2 separate regions of the Mus musculus genome follow, and region 1 is linked to region 2. Evidence: chromatin loops called from intact Hi-C (ENCODE). Cell type or tissue: heart. All regions are shown on one strand. Links, peaks and the distances in the headings refer to the core of each region. The heading gives the core; the rest is flanking DNA.

Evidence for each region. Peaks named below come from ENCODE experiments on the same cell type or tissue, not always from the same donor. Only the 100,000 strongest peaks of a DNase experiment are listed, where the experiment ranks them.
Region 1: a loop joins it to region 2, with 3 times the contacts of the local background. A loop is called at or near these places in 6 of 42 quality-filtered maps.

Annotation. Positions count from the first base shown.
Region 1 is chr5:75,972,801-75,983,579 of GRCm38, forward strand. Kdr (kinase insert domain protein receptor) reads right to left here and starts at 5,655. Exons shown (of 30, transcript NM_010612.3): 1 at 5,302-5,655; 2 at 1,602-1,695. The coding sequence starts at 5,368. It overlaps Gm32727 (a long non-coding RNA gene), which reads left to right and starts at 4,532. Exons shown (of 3, transcript XR_868500.2): 1 at 4,532-5,178. In heart, for the core only: no CTCF peak of the experiment used is centred there; DNase peaks (open chromatin) are centred at 5,731 and 6,541; H3K4me3 peaks cover 2,352 bases; H3K27ac peaks cover 2,336 bases.
Region 2 is chr5:76,022,259-76,033,037 of GRCm38, forward strand. No RefSeq gene overlaps it. Among named protein-coding and RNA genes, the nearest start is that of Gm32780, 15 kb to the right of the region's middle. In heart, for the core only: CTCF peaks have their summits at 3,366 (motif pointing left) and 4,198 (motif pointing right); no DNase peak of the experiment used is centred there.

The sequences.
Region 1 (10,779 bases), core at 4,299-6,798, 48 kb before region 2:
CAGTGGTAGAGTAGTTGCCCAGTGTACACCAGGAAGAAAAAAAATCAGTGCCTTTCTGGAACCTAACACTAATAGAGGGAGACAGACAATTTAAAAGTACAAGTTGTTGCATAAACTGTGGTGATTTGATACTGTGAAGGAAAATATAAAAGAGGCAAAGAAAAGAGAGGATTTGGACCGAGCTGGCCCTATGCACATTGGGAGGAATAGCATTCCAGGCAGCATCAGTAAGTGTGAAGGACAGACAGGACCCAGGGCACATCTGAAGCATTGAAGAACAGCAACAAAGCCAGAGTCCCTATGTGGGTATAAGCAAGGGAGAGTAAGAAGTTAGCACACAGAGAGAAGAAGCTCACAGTGCCTTGTGAGGGCCACACCAAACAGACTTCTATAGCTTCCATTCTCCGCAAAGCAAACGGAAGGTAGTCAATATGAATAAAACAATGTGACCCACTGAGTCATCACCCAAAGAGCTTAGCACTCACATGAAGTGACAGGATCGTCTGTGCCCAATCACTCCAGGGTTTTTTCAGAACTTAAGAAATGTTCCCAGCAGTCTCCAGAGGGAGATCTTAAGTGGGCTTTGTGTCTGAGAATAGGGGGAGCAAAGTCTCTGGAAATGCCATGACTTAATGAAAATAAACAGGTCCTGCTATCATCGCTTTCTGGTTTTGCTTTCCCCCAAAGACTGGGCATTGGTTACTTTTGTAGACCCTAGATATGAGGCCTGGATTCTCTCCACATGCAATGATCTACACTAGCCCTGAGTTGTTCTGTGGACCTCTTAGTATTCTTCAAATATGAGGCAACTGCCACAAGCTGCTAGGGCTCTTTTTGCCACCAAGCACTCTCCTCGGATGGCACTACGATCTAGGCTCATTACTGTCCCCAGCAAAACACACTGCCCTGCAAACAGGTCTTTCATGAATGACCACACTCCCAGCTACACCTCCTCTAAGTTTCCTTTCTTGTCTCTCAGTGGAAAAGCAAAATTCAAGGTCCTCTTCTTGCGAAAAACTTCTGTTTCTCAGTTTATCCAGCATCAACACCGTGACATCTTGCTGGCAAGAGGGAAAGAAGCCCAGAACATCAAGCCAGATTATGAAGGTCATGGTCTGAACAGGACATATGGTCAGGAATATTATTGGCTAGATATTAAATTGCTAATACAGGCAGAATTTCACTTGTAGAAAACAGCTAAAAAAAAAAAATGTCCAGAAGCCATTCTGGGTGACTTGAACATGGATAGAATTTTAGCTCTATTCATAAGGAATTCCTTTGCTTTACTAATTTATCAATAATTGTGAATATCAATTACATGCTAGTTTTAGGCACATCATCCCATGCATTCATGTGTGTTCCTGTGTATGTTATATTTGTGTAATATGTTTGTGCATGTTGAAAACGGCTCAGCAAAAGAGTACAAAGGTTTGAAAAGACTTTTTCCATTGTTTCATTATTAAATAGGTTCTTAGAAGTCTCATGATTTATAAACAATTGTAACAATACTATTATACTTCTGCAATAGTGGAAATTGTTGTGACCTCAGTAAACAATGAGTCCTTTCACATAGGAAAGCTGGCTCAAAAAGGAATCCTTACCTGCAAGTAATCTGAAGGGTTGTATTTGCCAAAATTGTCAGTATGTCTTTCTGTGTGCTGAGCTTGGGGGGATGGAGAAAATCGCCAGGCAAACCTAGAAACAAATTAGAAAAGAGTTGGATCCAATAGGAAAGCCCTTCCATAAACAATGCACACTCCAAGTTTTAAAAGGCCTCTTCAGCAATTCATTGTATAAAGGTGGGATTGACTTTGCCCCAGTCCCAGTTAAAGTTCACAAGCTCTGTCATAACAGGAAGAATGGGCAGATGGTCACAAACCAACACAACAGCTCTGCAATTCACGGCACCAGGGTGGAGTTCCTGTTTTCCTGCGTTGCCAACTTCAAGGTCTTACAAAAGGATACGGGACATTGAAACCCGATGAACCTCCATCTGATGATCTCAGGCCCACTGACATTTCTTGTAAAGCATAGGATGCACAGATCTGACTAAATTGCTGATTAATGAAAACTCCCTGGAGACATCTCTCTACAGCTCGTCTCCATACCCCTGAAAGGGACGGGAGCCACTGTGACCCCGTCCCATTGTCTTTTATCATGCTGTGTACCAGACTTCCTTTGGTATCTGAGCTGCAGAAGCTGAGGCAGTGGCTTCTAAAGACAGCACATTTAAATGGAGGAAAAGGAATTGGGGAAGAGAAATATCTCCCAAGTTCATGCATACATGCATATTCATAAACTCAGAGCAAAACTAAAAATAGTGTAAGTCTAATGAGCAATAGCTAGGGGGTCCCAACTCATTAATCAAAGCTCTGAGCTCATACCAATACAAAGCTGGAGACATAAGACACTTGTTACCTAACTGATTGAAATGCAAAAAAGCATCTTGAGAGATACATACCACTGCAGGTCATTACACAGCGAGATAACTAGTTTTCAGTCAACTAACCTGTAACATGCCCACCATGGTAAAGGACATCAGGATCTTCCAGCTCTTAGCTTAAAACGCGAGCTACCTAGTGTGGTGCACACACCTGGAAGCCCAGCATTCTGATGAGTGAGACAAATGGACCGCAAGTTTGAGACTAGCCTGGGCCACACAGTGAGACTCTGTCTCAGAAGAGAAGAATAACTAATTAATAGCAGGCAGGCATCCAGGCTTTCTAATTCACACTGACTAAGAACAGATGACTCCTAAGGCCTCAGCTGGCATTGACGTTGTTGGGCAAATAAGTGAACGTGAACGAAGATGAGGCCATGTCAATAAAGTATTAGCAAAGAGCCAAGGCAAATAGCCAATGCCGTGACACTGTGGCCCTCTGAGAACAGCCAGAGGCAGCTGTCCACTGGCTCACCTACACAGATGTGCAATAGTCTACAGCTATGCCACCCTGAATATACCCAACCTAATAAGATGTACATGTGTTGCTGTTACAACTATAGATTTAGTAATTAATGACATATTTTTAAAACATTGGTAATTAAATGACATTAATGAATCTCAGAAGCTAGTTGGCATTGTTAAAGACTTGTGTTTGGGCCGTGATTCTAAACTTTACAGTGTGTTTATTCCTAGACCAACAAATTATGCATTTTAAATGGCATTTAAAGTGACTGGATCACAGATGCTCTTGGTCTGCCCTGAGACAGCTATAGAACTGGGTAGTCATATTCAATTAATCGGCATAATATTTGTCAATATGAAATAAGTCACTGTCCCTAACATAGGCAAGCAGTTAAAATGCTCTTAAACAAGCCTTTCAATAATGGAATCTTACTTTGTTTGAGAAGAAGCAGGAAATGAGAAAACAATTTGTTTGATAAGTAGATTCTAAACATGACTGAGAACCATTAACCTGCAAACAATCACTGGATACGCTCATCTGATGAACTCATTAGTCAGGCAGATGTGTGAGGAAAATGTAGTAGTAACTCGTCACAAACTGCGCCCACTGCACCACCACAGTAAATGGCCTTTATTCTTCAGTGCCAGGAAGCGAGCGCAGAGCCTCAGCGCTCTACCGCTGATCTACACGCCAGAGCCACTAAGAGCTTCTCAACTGTCTCTGTAATAACATACAGCCATAGATTCTCTTAGAGTGCAGGCACGTTGGCTATGCTCATCTTTAAAGGATGCCCCATACCAATACATGTCTGCAATCAAATCCAGTCAATGAGGTTATCAATAACTGGAGATTTACATCAGTGACTAATGCTCATCCATCGCCTTTATTAAACCTCATTCATTTTCATCGGCAAGTTTGGGTTCTGTTCTTTAGACAGCTCATTCTGACTGCAAGAGGTACATATGCTACTATACAATAAAAGCCCTTTTATGTTCAAATCCGATAACCAACATTAATTAATTTGTGCACTGTTATCCTTCCCGCTCAAAGACCAGAAGGAAAAACAACAGCGGCTCTGTCTCGAGACTTGGATGGCACCAATTATAGCCCAATCCAATTAAGCAAGTCACACACTCCAAAAGGGCAACCTCCATCTTATTCAGAGAACGGGACGCTGTTAAGCTGCTACACTAGGAATTCTCTGGGCTTTAAAGCAACTTGCTTCTCTATGGAACCCAGGGCAAGCACATGTTCCAGGCTGTCTTTCTCTTCCCAGAAAGGGGGAGAGTGCGGCCTTCTCAGGAACAAGAGGGCACTCGTGGTGGAGCTAGCCTGATGAACCAAGTCATTATGAGGAAAACTCAATAGCTCTAGACAGGCGATCTTGGCGCCGTATGTCAGTGCCAATGCTTTTAAGCCATGCGATTCTCTTAGGGCGCAAGGAATGTTTCTGCAGAATTGACTTCTTTTTTCCTGATTCTCCATTCTCCAATGGGTGGAGATTGGAAATCTGCAAACTGTGGCTTCAAAAAGGAAATGACAGAGAAATAGAGGAGGAAGAGGAGGAGGAAAAGGAAGAGGGAAAGGGAAGGGAAGGGAAGGGAAGGGAAGGGAAGGGAAGGGAAGGGAAGGGAAGGGAAGGGAAGGGAAATTATTGCACAAAAGCCCAAGAGCGAGTGTGGGCCTAACCTTGAAGCAGAGGGCATTTTAAAACAAGAAAAGTGACCTATAACTAGGTGCCAAGCTCAAGAGTTTCTGAGACTTTCAGAGTTTACCCCAGGACCAGCGCTTTGGAGTCGGTAAGTGGAGAGTTATTTAGTTTAATACACCTGGAGAAGCTGTCACAGAAGAGAAAGCCGCGTCTTCCTCCTACCAGCAAAAATAGCATTCTGCATCAAAGAAAGTTGAGGGAGGAAAGTGTTGCTCTATGAAGAGACCTCACCTCACATAGTCCGTGCGCTTACACGCTGGAGCTAAAGGGGAGCGGAGCCAGAGGCGGATTCCCTGCCCCACACTAGGGCGGTGGGCAACAGCACGGAGTGATTGATGCCAGCCGGGCCGCTTGGCTTGAGCTGGCTTCCCAGCGTTTGACCGCCTGTTCCTGCCAGTGGGAGCATCTCCTGCCCCGGCTCAGGCCGCCTTTCCACTCCTGCCTACCTAGCGCCAGGGGCTGTGACGGCTCCGCAGGACACGCTCCAACCGATGCCCGGGGGAGAGTAGAATCCTGGCTGAGTCATTTCGGAAGAGTCTTTGAACCTCAGTTTCCCCATTGGTAAGTGAAAGAACACCCAAGGGAGGAGGGTCTCTAGAGCTCTACGAGTTAGGTCCTCTTCTATTCCCACTCTCCGCCCGCACCCTACTTCTCCGCCTTACTACTAAAGAGTGGGCTTCTTACCCACAGAGGCGGCTCGGGTCTCCACGCAGAACCACAGAGCGACAGCTAGCAGCGCCTTGCTCTCCATCCTGCACCTCGCGCTGGGCACAGAGCCCAGTTCTCAGGCACAGACTCCTTCTCCGTCCCTGGCCCGCAAAGAAGTCACAGAGGCGGTATGCGCCCCCGCAGCGCAAGACCGGGGAGAGCGCGGGGCACCGGCGCCCTGGCTCCAGCCGCGGCTGCAGCGGTGTCCGCGGAATCGGGTCAGCCAGGTTATCCCGGCTGCGGGACACAGTCTGGGCTTTCAGTCCTGCCGGGTAGCGGTCCGCGCGATCTAAGGAAACACAGCTTACTCTCTTGGGGTCCTGAGGACTCAGGGCAGAAAGAGAGCGCCGGCTACACACTAGCGAATGGGGGCGGGGTCATTACCGGGAGGGGTGGGGACTCCCTGCGTCCGGCCACGCCCCCCACTGGATACCAGGTTTGGGTTTCCCGGTTTCCCACGCCCACTCCCCCACTACCCCGGAACTGTGCCGGGCGGCAAGTCGCATCTGAGAGCAAATCTGGACGCAGCTCGGTTTCTGGTGGAAGTAAAATGTAGCCAGTAATGGGCTCTGAGACACTTGCTGCCCCCAGCAACCTGGGAAGCATCACCAGAAACACGAGGCCCACTGCGCCCTCATTAGGAGCCTGCAAGTGCAGAACTCTCTTCGCCGCTGCACTGAAAGTCCCAAGGGACCAAAAATCCGCCCGCAGTTGGGAGCATGAAGACAAGAACCCCTGAACCTAGATGTACTCGGGGCACAAACTTGCAGTGAGTTGGTCAGTACTTGGAAGTTTTGTTTTATGGTGCTTTGGCCACCGCATCCCCCGCCCCGTCTGAATGTTTTAATTAGAAGATAGGCGCTTATCCAGGTTGCCAACGCCTCTACTGTTTTCTCGTCCATCTGGCAACTTTAAATCGTCCGAAGTTACCTGATTAGCCCTAGAAGACATTTCGGTTGTGAACTCCTGCCTGGCTCGGTCCAGAAAACCCATAGCAAGGAGATGCAGGGAGCTGGCGGTGGTCAGGGCTCCAGGGCAAATGCACAGAGAAGAGCCCCCGGTCCTTCTCCAGTGGCTGCTAGAGTGCTTTTGTCTACCCAGTTCCATGACCACGGTCCCCTACAGTAACTTTGGCCAGGCCCCTTTTCAGAGCTGACCTTTCAGCCAAGATATGCTTGGGGGGAAGAGAAGGGAGAGTTTCTTGCCAGAGGCGCCAGTGTAGGAACAAAGAGGAAACCGGTCCCATGTGAACAGTCCCCCCCCCCCCCCCAGCTATGTAGACTTCAAGTAGCGACTAGAGAGGAACAGCAGCCTTCACCCCTCGTTTTCTTTCCATTCCTTTCCTTCCACGCCTGGGAAATGACAACAAATATCTTGTGACATGTTTTACTCCTGGCAAAAACCAAATGCATTTAGAATGATAGTTTAAAGGACAGTCTTTCAGCCAGACAAAGAGATAAGATTATTGTCTCTACATCGGATCTAAACTACACTGATATGCATGATTAATGATGTAACATGGTGCTTTTCTTTAAAAAAAATAAGGGGGGAAACAGGCATGCTCCTTTATCACGTGCCTAAGCCTCAAGTATGGTGCCAGAAGCAGGTGGCAAACCAGGAGGGTTTGTAAAATCCAGGTTCACTATAAAAACATGTCAACACATAGCGAATCTATATAATAAAATTATACTTGAAGATCTTGGGCATGTTTGGTGTGGGCATCCTCATTTAGCAGAGGCATGCCTGGTCTGCTCACATTTAGCTTTGTTGTATATTCAGCTCCTCACGAATGAAAACTCCGTATGAAGGCTGCTTGGTGTACCTATCGACAGCGTTCTGAAGGTTCTGGCTTGTTCTTTTTATCGGTGTTCCCCTGGGTGTGTGGCCTCTTAGCTAAGAGGTGTATTTACTTGTGAACAGGGTAGAATGTTTAAGGAAACTTCTCTTGCAGAGAGTAAAACAAACTCAAACAAACCTCAGCAAAAGAGCCAAGGAGGGCTGTCAGATCTGGGTAGAGGGAGGGACGATGGATCCTGGATAGGCGAAGGTAGGTCTTCTCCATCCCGGTGGCCAGACAAGGCTTCTCTCGAAGCCTTATTTACAATTCTGGACACTTCCCCTTCTATGTTTTACTTAAGAAGACAGTGTCTCCTCTAATACAAACCAGAACCTGCAGGCCCGTGGTAATCGCCCCATTTAGAATTCTTAGAGGAAACGATGCGTCTTTGATTGGCTATGGCACCCAAATTTAACAGGATCTCAGTGAAATCAGCCTCCTATACTCCCTCCCTCCACACACATAGGGAAATACTTTACACTTGTTTTGGGCCTTTTTTTTTTTTTAAAGACAAGATGTGTTTTAAAAAGGAAGAAGAAAAGGAAAAAAGAGAGGGAAGGAGAGGGAGACGGTTCAGCTTGTGAAGTTTCAGTGCAAGCATGAAAACCTGCGTTTGAGCTTCCAAACTCACATTTTAAAAGGCTCATGTGGTGCCAACCTTGTTATCCCAGCACTGGGGAAGGAGAGATAGGAGGATCCCCAAGGCGCGCCAGCCCAAACGGAGATGAATCAGCTAGTGACCTTCAGGCCAGTAAGAGGCAGTGTCTCCCAGCTGAAGCTCTTGAGAAATGATACTCAAATATACCTCTGGCGGGACCATCAAAACTGGACCTCAACAGAGCAGGAGTGAGTGCGCGTGCGCGCGCACACACACACACACACACACTTGTTCAAGAGCATTCTCTATTTGACACAGACATAGATGAGCAGTAGGAAATGTTATGAGAAGTCCCCAGAAAGATCGCACTTTATAAATTCCAGGAAGTGCTCGCCTGCCGCAAAGGTAGGTGGGAAAGAAGACATCTTTGCTTCTTACACGTTTTTCAAAATAAATGAATAAGTTCATTTTCACAACTACAGTGTGGCGCACTACCCTTCCTTTTCTAGTGGCTGCTGTGGTTTCGGTCATTGCCACCAGTCAGTCACATGCTTGCATGGCACTTCCCCATGTTTGCTTCGTGTAAGTGTTTTCTTAAGTTTCTGTTTAGCAGAGCATGTGACTACCTCGCTGGCAAGGTGGGCTCCGTTTATAAACCGAGCACACTCACGACTCTCAGACTTGGCTAGCCCTCCTGCGTTGTTTCCTTCTCACCATGCCCAAGTTTATTTTACTCTGTGTATGGCTTGTGTCTTTAGGAGGAAAAGAAGGCTCAGTTACCTGGAAGTCAGACTCACTTCGCTTGTTCTGTCAGAGTTCAATTCTACTTTACAGTGTGATGAGTGTTTTAATGACTTTCCATTCTTTATGTGAAGCAGACCAAGTTGTGCTACCTGCAAAGGAAGAATCTTGGTACTGGGGATCTATATACCCATGTACTTTCCTATAGTTACTTGGAACTTTAAAAAAAAAAAAGATAAATTGAAATTTTAAAGTAGAGTCTGAGAGATACCTCTGCATTATGGGTGCTCGCTGTCTTTCCACAGGACCCGAGTTTGGTTCCGAGCACCCACAGTGGGCGTCTCACAGCCCATTTCTACAGCTCTGGAGAATCTGTTGCCTTGGTTTCCATGGAAACACACACACATATGCTTATTGACATGCATATACATACAATTACATAAAATAAAATATTTTTTAAATCAAATATGTAAAAGATGCAGGGAAATTAATTGAAAGTCCACATTGCACCAGAGAAGGGGGTCAGAAAACAGGAGTAGCCAACATTTGAGCAGACACAGTCTGAAAGCTGAAGTCCATCTTTGCCTCATCCTTACGACAGCCATGAAGGTAGCAAGCTCTATTAGCAGACTTGGGGGCAATGAAAACAATTATTCTCGATGGTAAGAGAATGTTCTCCTTCCCTACTTAGATCTGTGCAAAAGGAAAAAACAGTTACATCGATTTTCTAACATCCTTTTTTTTCCTTCCCCCACCCCGAATCATTTTTTAAGATTTATTTATGTAATGTGTGTATTTTGCTTTCATGTTTGTATGTAGACCGCACGCGTGCCTGGTGTTTTCAGACAGAAGAGGGAGTCGGGTCTCCTAGAACTGGAGTTACAGATGGTTGTGAGCCACCGTGTGGGTGCTGGGAACTGGCTCCAGGGCCTGTGTAGGGATAAGTATTCTTAACAGCTGAGCCATCTCTCCAGCTCCATCTGGCGGATTTTGTTTTCTGCTAGGAGTGCCGATGAAAGTCAAGGGGCCACACTGTAAATGAATAACAAGCAAGTCCATTTAGGAGCACTCTTGATGTGATGGGCATATTCCTTGATTCATCTGTTTACTGCTCAAAAATAACTGAATAGAAAATGTAACATTCTCATAGTGTGGAGGAGGGAGTTTAGAAGGTTTAAGTAGCTTTCCAATATTTCACAGTTCTAAGTTGCTAAATAAGATTTGTAAAAATAGATGTTAAGCACCCAAGACCTTCAAGCTCACAGTTTTTGACTGGTGACCGATCTCATCCGAGGATAAGGCCAGGTGCATTGAATCAACGCCACAGGCTGCCTCCTACCTCCCTGCAAGCTTTTCCGTTTCAGTGATAAAACACCAGGAGCAAAGAAACTTATAGAAGAGAGTTCACTGAGGTTACCTTTCCAGAGGGCTAGGAGTCTATCATGGCGGGCAGGCATGGCATCGGGAGCAGGAATCTCACAGTGTCAGACACAGCACAATGCAGAGAGAGAACAAGGTAGTAGATGAGGGTTTATAGTCTCAAAGCTGCTAGCATGCTTCCTCCTGCCAGGCTGTGCCTCCCAACCTCCCTACAAAAGCTCCCCCAACTGGGAACTAAGTATTCAAATATCTGAGCCCACAGGGGACATTCTTGTACAAATCACTACATCCCCATAAATGATCCATTTTCCTAGAAAGATGGTGTGCAAAAAGGATGTTAAGGGAGGCGGGGGACTCTGAGATGCTAACTAAGAAAGAAAGACAAGTTATCAGACTCCTTCCATCCAGGGAAACACGCTCATGTTAGATGTAACTCTGCTATGTAATCTTCAAACCACCAGTCTTCCTCACAAATAGAGGTTTGATCCCTAGAAAACGTTGTGCATGTCTTTTAAAAAAAATTCCCTTAGTCATTGTGGACATCTTTCAGTATGGAGATAAAGCATGAGACCCAAGTAATGAGCCCTTCCTTCCTTCCTTCCTTCCTCCCTCCCTCCCTCCCTCCCTCCCTCCCTCCCTCCCTCCCTCCCTCCTTCCCTCCCTCCCTCCTTCCCTCCCTTCCTTCCTTCCTTCCTCTCTGTCTTCCTTCCTTCCTTCCTTTCTCTCTCTCTCTCTCTCTCTCTCTCTCTCTCTCTCTCCTTCCTTCCTTCCTTCCTTTTTTCTACCTTTCTTCCTTCCCTCACCCTCCCTTTTCTTTTCTGTTTATTGTTTTATTTCATATGTATGGATCAATCATTTGCTTGCATGTATGTCTATGAACCAAGTGTGTAGTTGATGC
Region 2 (10,779 bases), core at 2,716-5,215:
GCTTTGCAGCCACTGTGCTGGCATTTTTTAAATGTCTACTTATTAAATCATAAATGCAGCACCCACTACCTCTCTGACACCAAGACACAGGCTTGAGAGACAATCTCTTATTCAAACAGTTTGCCAATCTATCAATTCACAGAACCCATTGATGAGCCACCAAGGTCAATATTCAAAGCTGCTCCAGACGTACGGGAGTGTGATGGCAGGAGGCCACACAGAGGAGGAAAGGGGAGCTTTTCACTCAAAGTCTCATTTGACTAAGAGGTGGGGCAGGAACCTGACTCCCTTCCTTCCATCAGGACCCCAGGTTCACCTTGCTTTGCCCTCACATGAAATCTGGCATTGGGAAACTTGGGACAGTCTCCCTCTGTGACATTCTGAAGCACATGGCGTCTGAGAGCCACGGCAGATGTGACCATGACCTCTACAAAACTCTGGCCACCTGTGACTACTTCCTCATGCAGGGACCATCAACACGTGTTTCAGGTTCCCGATACAATTTTAAACAGAGACAAGCCACTGCATTCTGTATAAAGACACATTTTGCATGCATGGTAGAGTGACCACCAGCACTGCCCGAGGCACTACCAAAGCTTTCTAAGTGCTGTAGCATTCCTAATTGCATGGGATCAAGCAACACCATCAGCAGGTAGGTTAGAAGCATAGTCCTTAGCTGAGGGAAGCAACGAGCAAGAACCTGTGTAGGCAGCCAGCGCCCTTTCTCCTAAATCAGCTGACTGTCTCTAGTTGTTTCAGAAGCAACCGTAGGGCAGGCCACCACCTTTGCAAGTGCAGTAGAGAATACTGCCTTGGTACTCGGTTAGTAGCCGTGCCTGCTAGCAGTGATGCCCCTCTCAAGGTGCCTTTGAGATCATTTAGACTCTAAGGAAGTGTTCTAGCCCCGTGGAGTCACCCACCACCAGGGCCAGCAGGCAGCCTGGCTCAGGTTTCCTTCCTTGGTGTTTTCTTATCTGTCTCCCATGATGGCGAAGCCTGAGTGGGGTCAGGAAGCAGCACACCGCCTCTGTTTTTATTCCCGGTGTGGAAATTTTCTAATTATAGGTCACACCGAGAGTTTCCATTCTCCCCCACAGCCCTTCACCTTGTTTATGTAACTTAATAAGCAAAGACTCAGAGCCTTTCTTTAAAAGACTTAAACTAGGGAGCTTTTAATGAGGAATCAAACTCATTCTCTTATCTTTCTGACTAGTTAATAGCTGCCTGTTATCTGCTTTGTCTGCAGCCGAAATGACAATCTCCTTTCTGCTTAGAGTTTTACAGTCTGATTACGCCCTGCGTTTCCTGTGCCAGCCGTCAAAAGCAAACACACACACACACACACACACACACACACACACACACACCAAATAGAGCTCTTCCAACCTTCATAGAAGATAGGATACATCACAGAACCAAGAAATAAGCGTTATAGAGTTAAGATAGGTAAATCATGGTGCCAGTTTAATAAAGGAGCCCATTAAGAGAAAACACAGAGGTTTCAGACCGTTGCTATTCTTTGGAGAAGGCAAACTATGGGCTAAAAGTTTTTAAGAGTTGTATTCAAGTTGTGTAAGCAAGTCTTCCCTAAATCAGCTGCCTAAAGAGAAGGCTGTGTCATCTTCACCTGGAATCCACCAGAAATGGACTCAAGAACAGAATCTTTGGGGCAAGCTTCAGCAGTAGCAACAATGGAACCTAGAGAAAGCATGAAAAGTTCGTTTGTGGCAGATACTTCCTATATAGCTAAGACCGGCCTCAACTGTGAGATCACCAGGCCTCAGACTCCAAAATGCTGGGGACTACAACCTTACACCACCACGCCCACCTCTCAGTACCTTTACTATAAAAGGTAAAGCCACATTTATTAAGCCATCTTTTTGGTTTTGTTTTTATTTTTTTTAAGCCAGGAAAAAGCTATGGAAGAAATCAGCTGATCTTCTCTGCCAGGGTGTGTGAAGAGAATTCTCTTTTACAGATCAGCTGAACAATGAAACCTACTGAGGAAATGTTAAAAAAAAAATGTAGAATTTTAGCAAAGGCCCCCAACCCTGAGGATTGGCACTGATATTGAACTACTATAAAATAAACTGCTTGATTATCCTCTAGGGTCTGAGGAATGTATCTACGCGAAGGGAAATTAATTTAAGAAGCAGCCTGCCAAGTGGGCTCGGGGAAGGTGTTTTCTCTTCAGGAAGCTTTAGCTGGAGCCCTGAAGCAGGAAGGCAGGATTCAGAAAGAAACCAGCAGATCCCAGAGACTCAATGGGCTTCGTGCAGCAGACACACCATAGCTTCCTTCTCCATGTGGGGAAGAGTAGTTGAGGGGCCGTGGGGGCACGGAATGAATGCCATTGGACCATCCTTATCGCCATTATCTGGAAATTCCCAAGCACCGTTCACTTAGGGGACATTTGAGACTTAGACATTCTCCAGGCCGTGGGTTTCTTGACATCTTTTAAATTTCTGTTCCATTTTGATATGTGGGAAAGCCATACTACAGGGTCTCAGCTGGACTTCAGGATGTTCTTCCATGTGGAGATATAACAGAGAAAACCATCTGGTGTAGGAAGTGCCCGTCTAGTTTAAAGCCTTTATGATTCTATGAAAGATATATACTGTTATTATTAATTGGTATAAATATCTCCTGTACATGGATAGCTCTCATCAGCATTTATACCTACTATATTATTATACTTTATTCTTCCTGAGCATCACACCTGCTTTCTCTCCTTCTCAACACCCTTCCCCCAAGCCCTTTATAAAGCCCATTCTCTTAGGACCTAATCTAAGAATTCATCCAGGTCTGACATATATACCTCTGGGTGATTTACTAAAGCAAATTGTAAGAAACTTGCTAAGCTCCTAGAAAATTAATCAAGAAAATATTCAGGCTCATGAGGGGGAGGGAGGAGATAATGAGATTGCTAACCTACAGGTAAAAAGTAAACACCGTGCTCTTTAACACCTCAACAAGTGGCTGAGGTCCCCTGAGCCAGTTGAACCATTGCCCTGAGACCACAGCACACTAATGGAGACTCCAGGTCCACCACCAGCTCACACCATGTTTCTAGGCAAATTAGGTAAAAAAAAAAAAAAAAACAAAAAACAAAAAACAAAAACTCTTTCCTTGAGGAACTTCCATTTTTCACCTACTAACAACAACAACAAAAAATCATTATAATATAGTAGTAACGTTTAAAGGAAACCTATTTCTCTGGGGCAGGAGAGATGGGAGATGGTTCAGCAGCTAAGAGCACACATTTCTCTTGAAAAGGATCTCAGTTCAAATCCCAGCACCCATATTAGGCGACTTACAACTGCCTGTGACTCTAGTTCCAAAGGACCCAATGCCACCTTCTGGACTCTGTGGGTACCTGCACTCACATTCCCACACACGGATACACACATGTGCACATAATTCATATTAAATAAATAAGTAATACAATCTTTTAAAAGATATTTAACCTTCTGCTCAGGCTAACATTCCATGTAAGTATATATGAATAGGTTATGTCTGTGATGGAAATTATGCTCTGTGGACAGCCCTTTGTTCGGTCCATAACTTCCCCAGTGGTACTCACACCCGGATCATCTCTTGGATTTGTGGCTCTCAACACAAATTCAGAGAAGCTCTGACTTCCGTGCATGGCATCTAGATCAGCTCCAGGCACATGGTATGTTTTCCATAGTCGTTGAATGAATGAATGAATGAATGAATGAATGAACTAACCAATGGAATACTTCCTTAGCCTAAGAATCTACTGCAAATTCCTGACCTCATGTACAACAGGCTTTATGTTAGACATTTGTACACATTCCCTTGACCACTCAATTCTACCATAGTTACTCTTTGCCAAGTCATTTTTGAAGTCCTTCAACTGGTAACTTGCAAACCTGACAGGTCTGTCCTGCCCCAGGGGCTGCTATATCCATTATGAACACAGGACTTCCTGTATGGCCAGTCCAAGGGAGAAAAGGCACAAAAGGCCCATAATCAAATTCCCTTTTTTGCCTGCAGAGACAAAGTTATTCTCTGTATTCAGCCTAGACATGTAAAGAGATCTGTATTGACAGAGAAAACCAGGGATTTTTGTTGTTGTTGATGATGGTTGGTGTGTTTTTGTGTTTGCTTTTTTGTTTTGTCTTGTCACCTGTGAAGGTAACCCCAAGACTTACAACATCGTCTGAAGTGTCCCAGCCACTAGATGGCACCGAAGCTCAAATGTCACAGCACTGTAGAACACTTCAGCCATGTCTTAAAGAAGATAATAATACCAACAATAGCCAAGGCATCACTAAGCACTTGCTAAGTTCCAGGAGCTCTTCCAACATCAGTATGCACACCATTCTCTTGAATCGTTACAGCCCCTCGAGGTAGGTCCTGTAACACATCTATCTACTTTACAAAGAAGCTGAGCCTGACTGGCAAGTGTCTTAGCCAGGATCACACAGGTGCAAAGAGGCAGAGCAGAGACTGCTAACCCAAGTCAGCAGGGTGTGAGGGATGTTGGACTCCCCAGCCCAACATCCCTCACACCCTGCTGTTTCCTCCTCCAGAAACACTGACCTCTGACCTCGGTGTGCACATGAGCCGTGGCCACCACGGATTATTTTTGAAACCCCACAGTATGGAAAAATCCTCTCTCTGAGGGGAACAAATGAAACTCTCTTCAGGCCACTAGAGCACATTAGGCGCAAGCCAAGATTTATCTGTTCTCATATTTACTCAAGGGCGCAGCCTCCAAAGAACTCACCCTGGTGGTAAAGACCTGGATTACCGCCTATCCAATTTGGCTGCAGTATCATGTGGTGGAGGGTGCCCCAGGAAAAGCAGGAGACCTGGTTCTCCTTATTCATCCCAGGATGTAGACTATTTCTTGGCTTCTTGAGGGCCTGGGACTATATTTGCTAAAAAAAATAAAGACCAGTGGGATAAGGATATACTGCCAAAAATAGATACATTAAATAGAGAATAATGTGTGCTTTCCTCTTTCCAAGATGTGTGTGTGTATCTGTGTGTGTGTGTGTGTGTGTGTGTGTGTGTGTGTGTGTGTGTGTGTGTGTATCTGTGCGTGTGTATCAGGTGTTCACCTGCTGTTGTCGCTCAATGATGCGGTATTTTATGCTCTTCCCGGCTTTAAAACTAAGTAACTGCTTTGATCTTCCTGGTTCTTTTCTTTTATAACCAAAGCCTCTTTCCAAAGAACCATTTTTAAAACCCACATCTCACCAGAGCTGCTCTTCCTGGAAGCAACCATTCGCCCCATTATCAGTTCCTAACATAGTGTGAGGTCTTTCTCCACTCACATTCAACTGGCATCTTCTGCCTCAACAACTCCCGCTCAGCCCCCTCCTTCACCCTGAATAGACAGAGCAGATTCCAACCTCTAACTACCTTCATCTTTCTGTCTGCATATCTCTCTGCACCTGTTGGGACTCCACTGTCACCATCAGAACCTCTGGCCTTTCTAGGCTTCCTGACATCCTTTAGAAAATGATTCCCCCAGAATCTCACAGCAGAGAGATGAGAACATCACCTAAATCAGACTTCTCAGTCCTTCTCATCTTAAACTTTGCAGCCTGAAAGACATCTGACCCTATAGTGTTGGGATTGACTCTTCCCTGAATTCCTTAGTCTGAAGAATAATTACTGCCAGCCCCTAACACAACCTGGGCACACAACTCAGGCAGAGAAAGGAAATACTGGGATAAAGTGTGGAGCAGAGACTGAAGGAAAGGCCATCCAGAGACTGCCCCACCTGGGGATCCAGCCCAAACCCAAACACTATTGTGGATGCCAAAAAGTGCTTGCTGGCAGGTGCCCGATATGCTGTCTCCTGAGAGGCTCTGCCAGAGCCTGACAAATACAGAGGCAGATACTCACAGCCAATCACTGGACTGAGCACAGGGACCCCAATGGAGGAGTTAGAGAAAGGACTGAAGGAGCTGAAGGGGTTTGCAACCCCATGGGAAGAACAATAATATCAACTAACCAGTACCCCTGAGAGCTCCCAGGAACTAAACCACCAACCAAAGAGTATACATGGAGGGGCCCATGGCTACAGCCACAGCAGAGGGTGGCCTTGTCTGGCATCAATGGGAGGAGAAGCCCTTGGTCCTGGGACTCGATGCCCCAGTGTAGGAGAATGCCAGGGCAGGGAGGCAGGAGTGGGTGGCTGGGTGAGGGGAGCACCCTATAGAAGCAGGGGGATGGGATAGGGGACTTGTGGAGGGGAAAACTGAAAAGGGGATATTGAAATGTAAATATATAAAATACTCAATAAAAATTAAAAAAGAAAGAAAGATAGCAAGCAAAGGGCCCTATCATAAGAAGACCAAGGGCTATCGGGGCTTGAGAGTCCATGAAGATCCAGAGATTCCCAGCTTTGCCCTGCTTTTTACCTCTCTGCTGAAAAGTTGGGCCTCTGACAGCTGTCACTGTGGAATCCCAAACTAGCCTGTGACAAACAATGGGAAGTGTGACAGTTCCCCTGCTTAGGGTTTTGTGTGTGTGTGTGTTTTTCTTTCACAGGAAAAGCTTGACTGTGGCTGAATCTATGTTTAGACTGTTGTCTTTTGTGTTTGGTTTAGTAAACTGCATTTCAAGGCCCCCAGGATGTAAGCTATACTCATTACCTGCTCAATTTCCCCTCCAATAAGATTTTCACATCAGAATGATAAAGGACGAAGCCAAGCCCTGTGGAGTGTTCCTCAGTTCATGGAAACCGGAAGGGAGCCCAGCCATCTTCCTGATTGAAGAGCCTATCCACATAAAATAAAGCCAAACACGGGTTTCTTATCTGCCATGAAAATACGGTACTTTCCTTTTCTGTAAATTTGAGAACAATTTGAATCAAGGGAGAGGGGAAGGATCAAAGAAAGAGAAAGGAGGCTGACAGCTGGGGGGCCCTGTTTACCTACTCTGCCCTCCTCTCCCTGCAAGGAGTGAGCTAGTTGCAGCCTCAGCAGTAGTCAGAATTGTGAGGAAAGTGTTAGCCATTCTGAGTACTTGGTTAGGGCCTCCTGGTAAGAGTGAAATGAACAGCTCCCAATAAAGGCTAACAGAGAGAGCATCATGCACTGGTATAAATCATGACAGGAAGCCATTTCTCAGCAAGGGGTGCTCAGGAGTGCCTTCCCTCCACAGCCCAGCTACCCAGTGTTGTAAGAAGAACTCATCTCTAACATAAGTATCTGTACACAAAGGCACAGTCTGGACAGATGGAACACTTTTCTCAGGCCCTCTCACTGGCTAAATCCCAGGCTACTAACCCTATCCCCACCCCATGCCATCTCCACCCCACCCCCATCCTCATCCCCCATCCCCACCCTCATCCCTGCCCCCATCCCTACCCCATCCCCCTCCCCCCTCCTCTTCCATCCCCCCTACCCCTGCCCCACCCCCATGCCCATCCCCACCCCACCCTATCCCTACCCTCTTCCTTATCCTACACCATCCCCATCCTCACTCTCTTCCTTACCCATCCTCACTCCCACCCTCACCCCCATTCCCACTCCCACCCTCGCCCCAACTCCTGCCCAAAATGTCATATGAAACAAATACAGAAAAATAGGAGAAGGTAGACCCTTAAGAGATCTTAGACCTAAGAAACTGGGCTCAGGACTGAAATTCCTTACATAGGTTTGACATGACATTAAAGAATTCAGCAAAGTGAGCATGCCAGTGGCTACAGATCTCAAAAAAAATAAAACGCCCTAGCAGAAGCTAGCCCTGACTAGAGGAAAGGTAAAACCTAGCAAGACACAAATCTTTTGAGAATATCCATTCTTCCTCGACCAACAGCATGGCTGCCCCAGCTAGGATCCAGCAAAGGCTCAGTGAGGGACCCAGAATTCACTCTCTAATGACATTGGCAAGATGACTTCTGTGACTCAAACATTTATGTTCTCTCCTCAATTCACATTGAAACTTGATACCCAATAAACTGTACTAAGAGGCAAGAATTCTGTGTGGTGATGACTACGGCACCATCTTGGAAGAGCCCATAAGGTCCTCAGATGACACCGAACACACCAGTTCCCTGATCTGAGACCTTAAACCTCCAAGTCTGTGGAACTTGTTCCTGTTCTTAAAAAATTACCTATGTGGTATTTTATTTCAGCAGCATAAATGAGTTGAGACAGGAGCCCAACACCCCCATGCGGTCATGGGGTCAGAACCCAAGGACTTGATCTCTGCCAACTGACAACAGCACACAGACACACGGACACACACACACACACACACGGACACACACACACACCGACACACACACACACATCCACCTGGCAACACAGCACAGCATCAGTGGTGTGCTTGGGTTTTCACTGCAGCCCATCAGTAGGGAGGAAGTCCTCTCCCTCAATGCCAAGCTGAATCAGAGGATGCCTGGGAATGAGTCAGAACTTCAACCATCGTCCAACAGCAAGAGCAATCGCCCTGCATCAGTCCGCACCTCGTAGAAATGAATGTAAACTTACCTCCCCTCACAGCAGTTGTGAGGAACTCCCATTTCAGGTGATACACAAGACTAATGGGAAACACACACTTCCAGCTGGGAATAATAATCCCTTTCCTTCCCTTTCCTTGCTAGAGCTGCCCCAGAAAAAAATGCCAGGCTAAAACACGAGGCCTAAAGAAAACCCAGAGTCTCCTCTAATGTTATACAAATGGCTAAGAATTCCATACTAATTCACCCTATGATTAAGCCTCTGAGAGTTTAGATAGTTGCAGCCCCAAGAGAGGAAATAACTGACTCCCTCATATATATATCTCTCTCTCTCTCTCTCTCTCTCTCTCTCTCTCTCTCTCTCTCTCTCTCTCTCTCTCTCTCTCTCAACAGAGCCACAGAGGCCAGGAGGAATTGGCACCATAGGTCTCACGCTTTGAAACAACTGCTAACCCACAACTGTATACACAGGAAAAGTACCCCCAAGGAACGAAGGGAAAAGAAAGACATTCTCAGTGAATAGGAAGCTAAGAAAATGTGTCACCAGTGGGCCAACCCTAAAAGGTCAGCTGATGTCCTTCTACACAGAAAAGAACCAGTAAAGGAAGAGAAAGCTGAAATGGTGTGTGGAGAAACAGATCACCAGTTGCTTTGCTTTTCCTTCTGTCTCCCAAATTATATAAAACTCCTTGAGGTAGTTCTAGAGGTATATAGAGGAAATAATTAAAGTAAAATATATTAGAGATGGAGAGATGGTAAAGGGACAAAAATAGAGGTAGAGTTTTTATATTGAAAATAGTAAAATAATACCAGTAAAATTAAAAGCTATACAGTTCATAGTAAGATAGATTGGCAGAATGTGTTAAAACCATGGTGTAGCTTCTCTGACATTTCTAGGAGACACAATCTCACAGCAAAGCCCCTGCTTCTCTGGCTCTTACCATCTCTCCACCCCCACTTCTACAATGATCTCCTCTTCTACAAGGAGCCTCAGGCGCAAGCGTAGTGGTGTAGATGTATCAATTGGGACCGGGCTCCATAAGTCTAATAAATTGTGGGTTTCTGTAATGTGTTAAGCAAGGTTTCCTTGATGATGGGTAAAGACTTGTGGGTGTAAGGACAAACAGAATCAGGTTTGCCAGCATGGCTTCTTCAACATGATCTGAACAAGGACAACAGACAACACAAACAGACATGCTAACATGAGATGGGGAAATCACAGAAGGCCACAGCCTTAGACAAGGACTTACAAACAACTAAGGAATGCTGAGAGCTGGAGAAATAGTCTTTCTCAGGGATGAGCACCCTGATTGGTTGTCCAGGACCAAGTCGTCAGTCCTGAAAATATACATACAAATAACATTATACAGGCCGATATGCTTTATTTGTGTACTTGGGAGCAAACACACACACACTCCAGCAATTATAACAAACTCATGAATTTGAAAGAGAACAAGTTGATCTTTGGTAGGGGCTGAAGGGAGCAAAGGGGAAGGAGAGAATACCATGATTATATTATAATTCCAAGGAGTTTTATGTTCTGTTTCACAAAGCATAACTTAGGAGACTTAAGAGGAAAATAAAAATTTGTAATCCAAAAAATATGATCTAGAGCCAGAGACATAGCTTAGAGGATAAAAGTCCTTTCCTCGCAAGTGTCATAACCTGAGTTCAATCCTGAGAATCCACAAGGTGGAAGGAGAGAACTGAGTCCCAAGTTTGTTCTCTGACCTCCACACACTTGCCATGATATACATACACATATACGTGCACCCACATGCACATAATTATACATATATACAATAAGAAGAAGAAAGTCAGAAAGAAAAAAAAAACATGATTCAACTATGTGGTGTCTACCAAAACCTCACTTCAAATACAGTGGTAAAGGCATTTAAAAAATAAAATAATAGAAAAAAAGGTGTATCATGCAAAGGTTACTAATAGAAAGCAGGAGTGGCTATATGGATAATGAATAAGGTGGACTTCACAGTAATAAGCAAAGGACGTTACACGATAACAATGGGCCGAGCCATTAAGAAGCCATGATATTTCTAAACATGCAGGAACAAAATACAAGTAAATAAAGCTGTAAAATCCATGCAGCAAAACCTGCTAGATGTGGATGGAGCAGTAGACAATCCCACAATTACAGTGAGAGAATGGCATCCCCATCTCAACAACAACAACAACAAATGAATGTCATTATTATTTAGTAAATCAGCCCAGATGTAGAAAAAAAAGCACTTGTCATTAGGCTGGGGTCAACATTTATAGAGCATCCTATATACAATATACTATTTGTGAAGACTCACAAAAATATAATT